Regions from separate parts of the Homo sapiens genome. Here region 2 is linked to region 1. Evidence: chromatin contacts called from ENCODE Hi-C or POLR2A ChIA-PET data. All regions are on one chromosome and are shown on one strand. The core of a region is the stretch at or near the end of the contact, and the rest is flanking DNA. Distances in the headings are between cores, read along the strand shown. Region 1 overlaps FMNL2 (formin like 2). Region 2 overlaps FMNL2 (formin like 2).

Region 1 (5,835 bases), core at 1,456-3,955:
CTGCCTCCTAGGTTCAAGAGATTCTCCTGTCTCAGCCTCCTGAGTAGCTGGGATTACAGGCATGCACCACCACGACCGGCTAATTTTTTTATTTTTCGTAGAGATGGGGTTTCACCATGTTGGTCAGGCTGGTCTCGAATTCCTGACTTCGTGATCCGCCTGCTTCGGCCTCCCAAAGTGCTGGGATTACAGGCATGAGCCACCGCGCTCAGCCGCAGGGAGGCTTCTTAAAAACCTGTTTAGTGTCTCTCCATAGCCGCATCTCATTGTGTGTGTGTGTTTTAATATATTCATGCTCAAAATTTTGAGAAATGAGTAAATGGGTTGTTTACTGAATGTAAGCTTCTATCTCTTATGCACTGAGGCACTTGTTTATCAGTAGACCTAAGAAATTATGTACATACGGATCTCATCTCAGAGGCTTGTAAGAGATGTAGATTCCTGGGCCCAGATCTCAGAATTCCTGAATCATTACTGTCAGGCGGGGGCTTAGGAATGTGCATATCTGTGTATTAATACTCTGAAGACACTCAGAGTTCTAGAAGGTGAATGCTGTCATTCATGTTCATCTTAGGCCTTAAATGTAGAAAATACTGACGTGTAAGGAAAAGCAAAGGTGAAACCAGCAAGTTAATTTTGTCTTGAAATGCCATCACATTTAAAGCACAGTTCTTCAGAAATCAAGTTAGAGGGATATTGCATGATATTTCCCTCTGTTTATCTAAAGTTATTTGTAGTATTTCTGTCCTGTGTATGTTATGAAAAGTCACACACGAGTCTGCTCATTCTTTGAGAGTCTATATTTACTAAGTCAGAAGATTTTTTTTTTTAAACCCTGAAGCATGAGAGATTTTGTGAGAAAGAAAATCTTTGCACCTTCCATTTTTAGAGAAAGGAATAGTAGAGAGTCAAGTGTGAAAACCAGCCACTGGGTTTCTTGGGAAGAAAAAATATAGTGTTAATGAGTAAGAAATGTTGTTTTGTATGAAGAAAGATATTAAAATTTATCTAAGGGCAGGTTGAGTTACAAGGAAAAAAATGGATAGAATTAGAAACAATTCCAACTGTGACTATTTTAAAATGAAATATTAAATTTGTTACAATTGAACAAAGGAGAATTTAGAATTAATGAATTGCTTTTCTTGTAATATTTTCTTTACTCATTTCTTCTTATTTCTTTAAATAAGGAAACCCAAGTCATTACTTGGCTTATTATTACAGGTTATCAACAACTTAGTAAAACGTGCATGAAATCTGTAAGGTACAGAGCCTAATTCGTCAGTAGCTTTGGCAGCTAGATGTGCTGATTCACTGTCTACCCATTGTGACTTCAGAGTCACAGGACTGTGGGTTAGAAGAAGGATACTAAGGGTCATCGGGCTCCAGCCGGCTCCAGCCGTGTCTTCGAGTGTCTGATAATGAGTTATTTAAAAAACTGAAACCCAGAATCACACCTCTCGTTCTTGCTTAGCTAGTAATACAAGCAGACATTCATACCTTGATTTCTTCAACATGTAATTGGCTTGTAAATCAGGGCGGCCATATAATTGATCATCCAGATTGGAGTACTTTTCGAGTGAAAGGGGGCATTGTTAATAATTATGCCAGGACAGCAGGCATTTTAGATTTGTACTCTATCACAAAGCTAAGTTCTAGCAAATGGTTTTGAAACCGTGTTTAGTCTGAAAGATTTCTTTAGAAGTTACATGTGAAAAAAACTTACCTAGATTGAAGTTTATTTGCCAAGGTAACTAGGGTGCTGCGTACTATGTGATAGCCTGGTTACATGGAACCCCTAGGGAAATATCTCGTTTTTATGATAAAAATTTCTTTAGTTGAAAAATTTGTGCATTTATTTCTCAAATCAATGTCCAACTGTTTTAATAATTTCTCATATGCAGCTTAAGATTAAAATTCTTCATAGAGGGCCTTTTATTTTAGAATATGGTCTTTCCTTGGTATCTATGGAGGACTGATTCTGGGACCCCCTCCCCATGGATACCAAAATCAATGAATGCTCAAGTCCCTGATAGAATGTATTTGCCTAAAACCTATGCATATCCTCCCTTATACTTTAAATCATGTCTAGATTACTTATAATACCTGATATAGTATAAATGTTATGTAAATAGTTGTTATACTATATTGTTTAGCGAATAGTGGCAAGAAAGTCTGTACATGTTCAGTACAGATGCATTTTTTTTCAAATATTTTTGATCCATGGTTGGTTGAATCCACAGATGTGGAACCCATGGACACGGAAAATGTACTGTGCTGCGGGAAAGTAGTAATATCAGGTGTGATGGGGGTGGAGGTAGATAGTATCTAGACTAGAGGTTTCCAAACTTTTTCAGTCATAGCATCTTTAGTGTCTCAAAAATTTTCATGGTGCCTCCTAGACCAAAAGAAAAACCTAACCATTCCATTTATTAAGTACTTAGGTCTAAACAACTATTTATGTTCTACTAATTTAGTGGCTGTTTGAGAAAATATTACATATAAATTGTGAGGAAAAAACTCATTTTATTCTTCTAAAAGCATAATTACTTATCAATATGTGTGTAGCTATGGGGCACTGCACAGCTTTCACACGTTGAATTCAGATTGTGCACACACTTCCTTTCCTGTTCAGTTTTCATTTTCTCTTGTTACTTGCTTTTATCACAGCAACTGCTAAAAAAACAGTTTCGCAAAGGTAAGATGTTATGGAAAGGAAATGTTGCGTGACTCAGGGTAGAAACTTGAACCACCTCAGGCTAGTGGCTTGTGCGGTCTCTGATTTTGAGTCTTGTTGCTTCCTTTGGAAATAATCCCATAGCTTCCATTCATTTCACTGTAGTGCTTGGGGGTGCCTTGGCACTCAATTTGAGAACCACAGATCTAGACATTTCTATTTAGTTCATTATTTGGCTGTTAGCTAAACATCCATTGTGTTTATGGCACCAGAAATTTTTATGTCTGTGTGTGAGAAGCTCTCAAAGCCATTATGTTAAAGAAACTAAGATGCTCCAGCACTTTACCCCTCCCTTCTTTGAATTAGGTTGTATCATATTCTGGTACTGAATAGCTAAAGTTTATTGAACACTTATGTCAGGCACTGAGCTTGATGAAACACTTTGCATGTGTTCTCTCATTTTCTTTTTGATTTTCATAACAATCCTGCTATATAAAGCTTCTTCTATCAGGCTCCTCCTGAAATCCGCTTGGAGTAGATACTGTCCTTATTTTACAGATGAGGAGACTAAAGTTCAAGTAATTTAAGTGATTTGCCTATGAACATCGAGCAAGTAGTTTCAGTTCTGTGATATAAACTTAAATTTTCTTATTTTACCTGAAGACTAGAATCTTTGTCTGCAGCCACAGCCTCTTCTGTGGACACTGTGCTACCGTCCATGTGTCTACTACTGTTTTGATAGGTACTTTTTGTGTTTCGTGGTGGTCCTAACAGGGAGATCTTTTTGTTCTCATTTTCAAATAGAAACACCGAGACTCAGAGAAATTTAGTTACTTGCCAGAGTGAACAGCTAGTAATTGGAATTTGAACCCAGGTATGAGTAATTCCAAAGGTTGTAATTGTAATTTATTGTGATGACCAGAAGACGTTTTCTAAAATTCTGGAGTTATTTCAGAGTCATTAAAGAAAGATTAAGTTACGATAATATGGCTTTTGTGTTAATTTGATAAATCGTATTCACTTAGAAATCATGCATGGTATGTGTGGCACCTCTCTATTAAACAGTGTGCCTGTTGCCCAACCATGTGCAATAACAGAGAATATATTGTGCTTATCATTTATAAATATATGTATAGAAGAGAGAGACAATGAATGGACCTATTTGTCAGTGGGCAGCTGACTGGGATGGAACACTGCAGCAACGCTGAAACGACAGACCCCCGAGATAGGATGGTGTGTGGAGGATCAGATTTTAAAGGCTTGTTTAGGGAGGTGTGTAAGTGCTAAGTAGTTTCTCAAGTTGAAAATTAGGAATCTCTTGATCCTGTCACTTCTCTATAAAACCTAATAATCAAACAGGGATTCATTTGCACTTGGAGTTGCATTTCCCTCTGGAAGAAGACAGATCTAAATCAGAGGTATGCTTCAAGTTGGCAAACACTTTGGGTGGGAAGCAACATTAGGTACTGGATGAAGTGCGTTGCATTAGCCCTGGGCTCCTTAGGACTTGAGGTGTAATTTGCAGAAGGATAGATTGGTTCATGTGAGTTAGCTATGGTTCATCTCTTGAGTGATGGGGGCGGAGTTGTTATAGAATGTAAGAATGCAAAGATTGAATGGTCAATGTGGTATTTTGGCATTCTTCCAAATCCTTGTAGCTCTTTTGGAGAAGCATAACACTGCTTTGTAGGAAAGAGAAAAGTGTTTACATCCAGAACATATTGAGTGGGTGTACTGAGTTCAGCAGCCAGGGTCGTGTCCCCCAGGCCTACTGTTGTGGTTTACCCAGCTGAGACGCACAGAGGGTCAATACAGTCAGATTTCTGCATCCTGCCACCCCCCGCCCATTTTCATCTCTGTCTTGCATGCATGCTTGCTTTTTCCTTTTTCTTGCCCACAACCAAGTCCAGCACTTAAAATGGAATAGTGCACACTCTAGGGCCTGCTTCCCAGAAATTCTTTGTCTGTAAATGTAGGTGTGCGCCCACCCTGGAAAATGCTTTCTTCTTATTGCCTTGCTTGGTGCATGCAGTGCACATGTCACCATGCTTCCTTGTTTTAGGCTGAAACCAGACCACACACTTGGGTAGCACTTTACACCTAGAATGTACCACTGTGGTGTGAGAATATAAAACCAGGCATAACTCAAATGACATGGATTTTATTTCACATGAACCTTTTTATCTCCAAATAGACAAACATTGAAAACCTTATGCCCCAACAAGAAAGAGGTACTTCTTATTGAGGTATCTAAGGGTACCTGTTTATAATATGATTTAGTTCAGCCATATTTAATAAATAATCTATTATTTAATGTTATAGTTGTTGTGCATTGTATGTATAAATTCTAAATTTCCATGTACCACACATCAGAATTAATTTTATTATGGGATTTTTTTTTTTTGCTCAACTCATAACTGTTAGATGTGTATTGTGTATCTGTCCATGTTCTGAGTATTATAGAAAGCATCCAAATATGCCAGAGAACTTTCCCTCTCATTGGATAAAAAGTGTACACATGTGAAATGGCAACCAATACGGTCACATTTGGTCCCTTGAACAAGTGCTATTAGAGATAATACAAAGAAAAGGTCACCCCAAACATGGTATATAGAAGACTCAGGTCTTGGGTTGAGATGTAAGTTTGATGGAGAGAAGGTGAGTGGGATGGTAGGAGAGGCAGGTCAGGTCCAGGCCTGGAGTATAAGAGAAGGTATATCTGTACTCTGGACCTTTTTTTTTTTTTTTTTTTTTTTTTTGAGAGAGGGTCTTCCTCTGTTGCCCAGGCTGGAGTGCAGTGGCACAATCATGGGTCAATGCAGCCTCGAGCTCATGGCTCAAGTGATCCTCCTGCCCCAGCCTCCTGAGTAGCTGGGACTATAAGCACATGCAGCCACACCTGGCCAATTAAAAAAGTTTCTCTTTGTAGAGATGGGATCTCACTATGTTGCCCAGGCTGGTCTCCAACTCCTGGGCCCAAATGATCCTCCCACCTTAGCCTTCCAAAGTACTGGGATTATAGGCATGAGCCATGATGCTCGGCCTATCTGGAGCTTTTAAATATATATTTTTAACTTTACAGAGTTGAAGTAAACTCTGTTAGTATTTGTATAATATTTAACAACCACGTACAAATAGATAATGACTAAATTTGACACTTG
Region 2 (5,835 bases), core at 2,342-4,841, 40 kb before region 1:
ACTGCCTTCTGCATTACTGGTACCAAGGGGTGGCAAGATTTCACTAGTGACTTTGAAGTTCCCCTCTTAGACTTGTAATAGATGGTGGATATTTCCTCAGTCTTAGATAAAATAAAAGCATCTTCAGAAAATATTGCTACTCATGTGTCTCAAATTTAGGAGCAGTGAGCTTGCCATGCAAAGGTAGCTTTCAGACCATCCCCTTTCCCTCTCCCCTAGTTTTTCTAATAGGTATCCTAGAGCTCCCGGTACTACTCAGCCAGGATTTAATTTGAAATGAGTTAGTTTATAATGAATTGAATGTTGTTTTTTTTTCTCCCTGGCTTTTCCCATTTGGAGAAAAACACTTCAAACCTAGAACAGGTATCTGCTTTGTTTGATGGTTAATTTTCTTTCTTCCTTTGTGTGTGTGTATGTGTGTGTTTTGAGATGGAGTCTCGCTCTATCACCCAAGCTGGAGTGCAATGGTGCAGTCTTGGCTCACTGCAACCTCTGACTCGCAGGTTCAAGCGATTCTCCTGCCTCAGTCTCCTGAGTAGCTGGGTTTACAGGCATATGCAACGATGCCTGGCTAATTTTTTATTTTTTTTGGTATTTTTAGTAGAGACAGGGTTTCACCACGTTGACCAATCTGGTCTTGAACTCCTGACCTCAGGTGATCCGCCGACCTTGGCCTCCCAAAGTGCTGGGATTACAGGTGTGAGCCCCCGCACTCAGCCACTGATGGTTAATTTTCAAATGTATCTTCCTCCTCTGCTTTTCTGTGGGTGCCAACAAATAGAATGGTGGGTTTGTTTGTTATTCTTAACTCCTTTGGCTGGCTTTAAACATGTTCTCTTTTTAGCCTTATTTTTCTAAAAGCTTAGTGCAGAAATTTCTTGTTTGGCTTCCACTCTTCAGGGTGTGATAATTCCCAAGGTCTCTCTCTAGCTCCTCAGGAATGTACCCCCCTGATGGACTGAAATTTGTCCACTCCAGTGAAATTGTTTGGGGGAGAAGGGAGCAGAGTACACGTTCAAGATGTTTTCTCCCAGCATTTGTCTGTTGATGAGCTTTTGTAATTTCCATTTCACTGTCCTTGCCCCAGAGGATAACCTTGGATCTCAGTGTAGACTAGATTGAGTGTAAAATGAGTTAGCACAAATGAAGTGGAAACAGATCAGCGTGTGAGGAGGAGGCTCAGACGCTAAATCCTCTAGTTGGGTAAAGTTGAAAGCATTTTCCTCAGAGCCTCCCTGGGAATGCTTGTCCTATTTCTCAGAGAAATAAGCTACTGTGTGCATGTTGTTGCTGTTGATGCCTTTGACATTTGTGCTTAGCGAAGTGGAGGGTTCTGTGGGGGATACCAAAAAATTGCCCTAATCTCTGTCCTCAGGAATCTTATTGAGAAGGGGAGATGACCTGATTGCTAGACATCCATCTAGCTTCCCTCTGCTAGGCACGAGATGTACAAAGGTTTAAAAAGAGCCATGAATGCTAACTTCTTGGCTTACAGCTTAGCAGGGAACTCAGCCATGACTTGTAATACAGTGGGATCAGTACTACCATGGCAGCATCAACAAGAAACAAGTGCGATCTCATAGCCCTGCGCAAGTAGTGAACTACCAGCAAAGTCGGAGAGGCTTCATAGAGAAGGGGAGTTGAGCAGAGTTCTGAAAAGACTCCCCTCTGACTAGTGGGACAGGGCATTCGTGCAGGCAAGAACACCCTGTGCGAAGGCACTGAGGTGTGAAGCAGCCTGGTGTGTTGGTGAGTGCTCCACAAGAGCCATGTCAGACCTCAATTCAGTGCTATTTTGTGTGTTGCAGGCAGGAGGTTCAAAGGAGCCCGAGAGCAGGAAGGCTGACCAAGCCAGATTTGGAAATACTTGGCTGGGATGTTCCTGGTCAGTGGGCTATTTGGGCAAAGTGGTTAAAGTGGGACAAAGGCACAGGGAAGGAATCCATGGAGGGAAGGGGAGAAATGGCTCCTTTAGTATCTTGAATGAGGCTTTTGGATGTGAGTCCAGGTACAGTGCTATAGTTTAATTGCTTTTGCTTCTGTTTCTTTAAGGATACATTGCACTTAAACCCCAGTAATTATTCCAGATTTTGTTAGTGGATATATCCCCACCCCCCATCTGGCTCAAGCTAAGCAGTTGGCATAAGTAGGGGAACAGAAGGCTCAGAATTGTCCACTGGAAGTACTCGGCTTTTCTTTGGAGAGATCAGGTTTCTTCCATGGGAAAATGATGTCAACACACTTATCTTAGCACTTTGCCTCGAGGGCACCTGTGGGCTTGCGCCTAGAGCAAAGGAAAGGGGTTCCCTAAAACTTCCTTTCTGTTTTGGGAACATGGAGATGTGATAGAATATCCCTGATAAAAGCATCAGTTTATGGTGGAGGTGAGAGTTTATGACCAGGACCAGAAAGTTGCTAGAAAGGTTGCTAAGTGGAGAATTATGGTTGGTTATTTTCAGGAAGCAACTTAATGTTGTGGGAAGAAGCACTGGACTAGGATTTGGGAAATTTGAGGTCTAATCTTGATTTTACCTTAACTAATAAGATGATCTTGATCTTTCTGAGCCATGGTTTCCTAACAGGCAAATAAGGAGACTGGTTAGGAGACTCAAGAGAGCATATAGCAGGTGTGGTAAACCATGCAGCACTTTATAGTGTGAGGACTGTCTGAACCCTGTCACTTGGCGCCTCCATCCGGACACCACGTGTGCCCTCCTGCCCGCTGCGGGGGAGGACATGCCCCTGATGGGTCTGGGCTGCACTGGCCTCTGGGTGACTCATTGGCGTTTTGTAAACCACCTTATCTTTGAAGAAAATGTTTTCCACTACTAGTAAAATTTCTTTCTTTTCTGTCTTTATTTGTTTCTCTTTAAAGTTTTCTTAAACTGAGCTAACTTCAAAGAAGTATCTGGAATTCTCTTCTTCCTCCTTAACCACTTATAGCCCCCTTATCCCCAGTCATCATTGTAGTATATCTAATTGTTGGTGGATATAATGTGGGCCACTTTGGATTTGAGTAGTCAAAATCAGAGCCTGGCTAGTAATTGGGTTTGAAGGAGAGTTGAGCTGAAGTCATCTCATGAAACAAAAATGGCAAAAGACCATCCTATTAACACTGGACTTCCTTTGTCTTCCTTCATAAGATCCCTCAGGCTTTCCTTAGTATTAAGGAGCAGGGGGAGAAGACGGTGGCATATACTGCCCTTTAAATATGGCATTTCTGAACTTAGCTCTCCTTGTACTTTATCAAGTGAGTTGTCTTCCTCTCTCAACTAGATCCAAAGAAACATGGCAGCCTCTGCAGTCCCCGTGAAGTGCTGTGAGTGGGATGCCAGCAATAAAATCATGTCTTTCTATGGATTTTTGGTTGGTGTTCTAAGGCTTGCCGCTTCTCTTCCTAATAAGCCTGCACCGATTTTGTCCCTGAAGATTTGAGGCTGTGAAATATTCTTCCTTCTTCCTGCCTCCTCCAGTCTGGGAAGCTTCACTTATAGCCAGAGGGCTGAGTGAGGTACAGCTACTCCTACAATGAGGCAAGCCTTAGTGTTCTTGGCTTGCTTCACTGTGTTTCTGACACTGCCTTACCTTAACTCTTGAGTAAGCCCCGTTTCCTGGGCAGAATCTCACTTCTCCTTTCTTGCTGGTCATTTGGCTCTTTTTTTTCTGACAAGAGCTGGATCTTGCTTGTTTACCATCTACCCCAGCACCTTATTCTTTTTTCTTGGAAGTGCCAACATATTCCTCTACGTGCTGAACCTGTTCAGTAATTCTTGTTGGATTGTCATTCCTTTGGCAAACTGAAATGAAACACACAAATCTCAAAATAGATGTAACCAGACTCCTCAAACTTAATAAATACCGTATGTGCTTACACTAGGAATCTTGCTTGTCCCGTTTGTTAACGGGTACTTCACCCCACTCTCCTGCCTCCTGCTTCTTCCCTCGGCCCCTGTTTCCTACAAATCGAAGGCTGACAGAGCTTTTCCCCTGTGAATGCTGCTGACTTTACCAGCAGCTCATCCTGTGTAGTTACGCTGCATCTTTTGATGCCGTGCACTCGTTTGGATAGTATATGCTGTTTAAGGAACTGTCTGTGCTTGTATTATTTTGTTTGTGGAGGATGTAAATGATATAGGGTTAATTCTGATTGCCATCTTCATAGTGAGCTCGCTGTGGACTTTATCAGTATGTACACAGCATATGCATGTGTGCACACAATAGGTTTTGCCATGGAGTGCTTCTTTCTTCCGAGAGCAGGCCTGGTCAACTGTTGATGCAAGCAACAACATTTGTTTATTGAGTTCTTAATCTGCCAGGCACTGTGCTAAGCTATGTGTGTTTTAGCTCATTTAATTGTCAAAATAACTTGGTTAGGTAGGTACTGTTGTCATCATCACCCCATTTTAGGAGGACCTGAAGCATGGAGTTGTTAAGCTACTTGCAAGTGATCAGAAGATCTGGATTTTCAAGCTGGGCAGTTGGCCTCCAGAGCTCAGGCTCTTACCCATTTCTAAATCACTGCTCCTAAGTTGCTAAGGCAAATGATTGAACCAGGAATTGGTTTAGCCCCTGAATGACAAAGCATAGAGTAGTCATGGCTTCAGTGTAGCACTGATACCTTTATTTGAGGGATTCTGAAGAATTCTGACTTTATTACAGCCCTTGAGGCCTTTGATTAAGAAACTAATTCCCCTGATACATAATGAGATTTCTCTCTTGTTTCCTCAAAAGTGAGTGTGTATAGATCTAGGGCTGTGCCGTCCGATACAGGAACCACCAGCCTTTGAGGTTGTGGAGCACTTGAAATGTGGCTAGTGTAACCTAGGAGCAAACAGTTTAAGTTTATTTCAGTTCAATTAATTTACATTTAAAAACACTTCAGTTACTGGAAAACTTTTTCTGTATTTGGAACAACTTGGGTATGTGAACCTGTTTTTTTTTCATTTGTATATTTTATGAAATCTAAACATAAGTGTATCTGCTGAAAATTTAGCATGTGAATTACAATGTGCTGTAAGTAAAAATACACAAGATTTCAAAAGCTTATTTTGCATTTTTTCCCCTACTTCATTAATAATTTTATGTTGGTTACATATTGAAATGATATACCTTATTTAAGCCAGTATATCCAAAACATTATTGAAATCAGTTTCTTCTTTTTACTTTTTAATGTAGCTACTAGAAAATTTAATTCCATATGTGCTTCTCATTTTAATTCTTTTAGACAATGCTGTTTTAGAGCATAGATGTGAATACTCCCCTGTACAACAATACCTTACTGAAGCAAGTGCTCAAAAGATAATTATTGAATAGGTGATTTGAGGGTGGGAGCTGGCTAGAGAACTCATTCAATGGGGAGAGATAATGGAACCTGATTACTTTGTTGAAATTGGTACTTTAGGATATAAATGAAGTAATAATGATGCATAATAGACTCCACATAACATACACAATGCTTTATAGCCCTTTCTGTAAATTACCTCTTTGACTCACAACGTGATAAAATGAAAGTGGAGAAAATTAACATGAGCCAATTACTCTTGTTCAGATTGAGTTTCCTGTTTCTGCCATGAGCTGGAATACACTGACGCTGTTGATTCGTTTTTCTTCCTTTTGGGTGGATTTTGCAATTAAGCATATGAAGCCCTCCAGGACAGGCCTCCTCCTGGCTTCTTTTGCCTTCTTGTCTGCTGCTCACCACTTCCCTTGTCATCTGAGAACCTTTGCATACGTGTCATTTCAGCTCTTCCTGATATCATGTGTAACACCGAGGAGGAAGTCAGTGCCTCTGGAATCAGAATTAAGTCTCTGCATTGCCTTGGGACACCCCATGCC

What was found. A loop is a pair of places that touch in the nucleus more often than their neighbours do. ChIA-PET counts read pairs that join two places held with the same protein, here RNA polymerase II (POLR2A). Pooled maps may share reads with other maps.
Region 2: a map of PC-9 shows a loop between it and region 1 (2.9-fold over the local background). The contact joins two enhancer-like sites. A Hi-C loop is called at or near these places in 5 of 168 maps with a recorded cell type or tissue (B cell, Calu3, MCF 10A and 2 more), 8 of 37 single-sample maps with no recorded cell type and 9 of 50 pooled maps. POLR2A ChIA-PET finds 5 or more read pairs at or near these places in 8 of 52 experiments (H1, HEK293, MCF 10A and 5 more).

What each region holds. Positions count from the first base shown.
Region 1 is chr2:152,504,331-152,510,165 of GRCh38, forward strand. The region is part of intron 1 of FMNL2 (formin like 2); the gene reads left to right. Among named protein-coding and RNA genes, the nearest start is that of FMNL2, 170 kb to the left of the region's middle. Within about 2 kb of position 2,706, at least 5 of the 41 ENCODE cell types and tissues checked have a DNase peak (open chromatin) inside an H3K27ac peak, as active enhancers do.
Region 2 is chr2:152,463,525-152,469,359 of GRCh38, forward strand. All of the region lies in intron 1 of FMNL2 (formin like 2), which reads left to right. Among named protein-coding and RNA genes, the nearest start is that of FMNL2, 130 kb to the left of the region's middle. Within about 2 kb of position 3,592, at least 15 of the 41 ENCODE cell types and tissues checked have a DNase peak (open chromatin) inside an H3K27ac peak, as active enhancers do.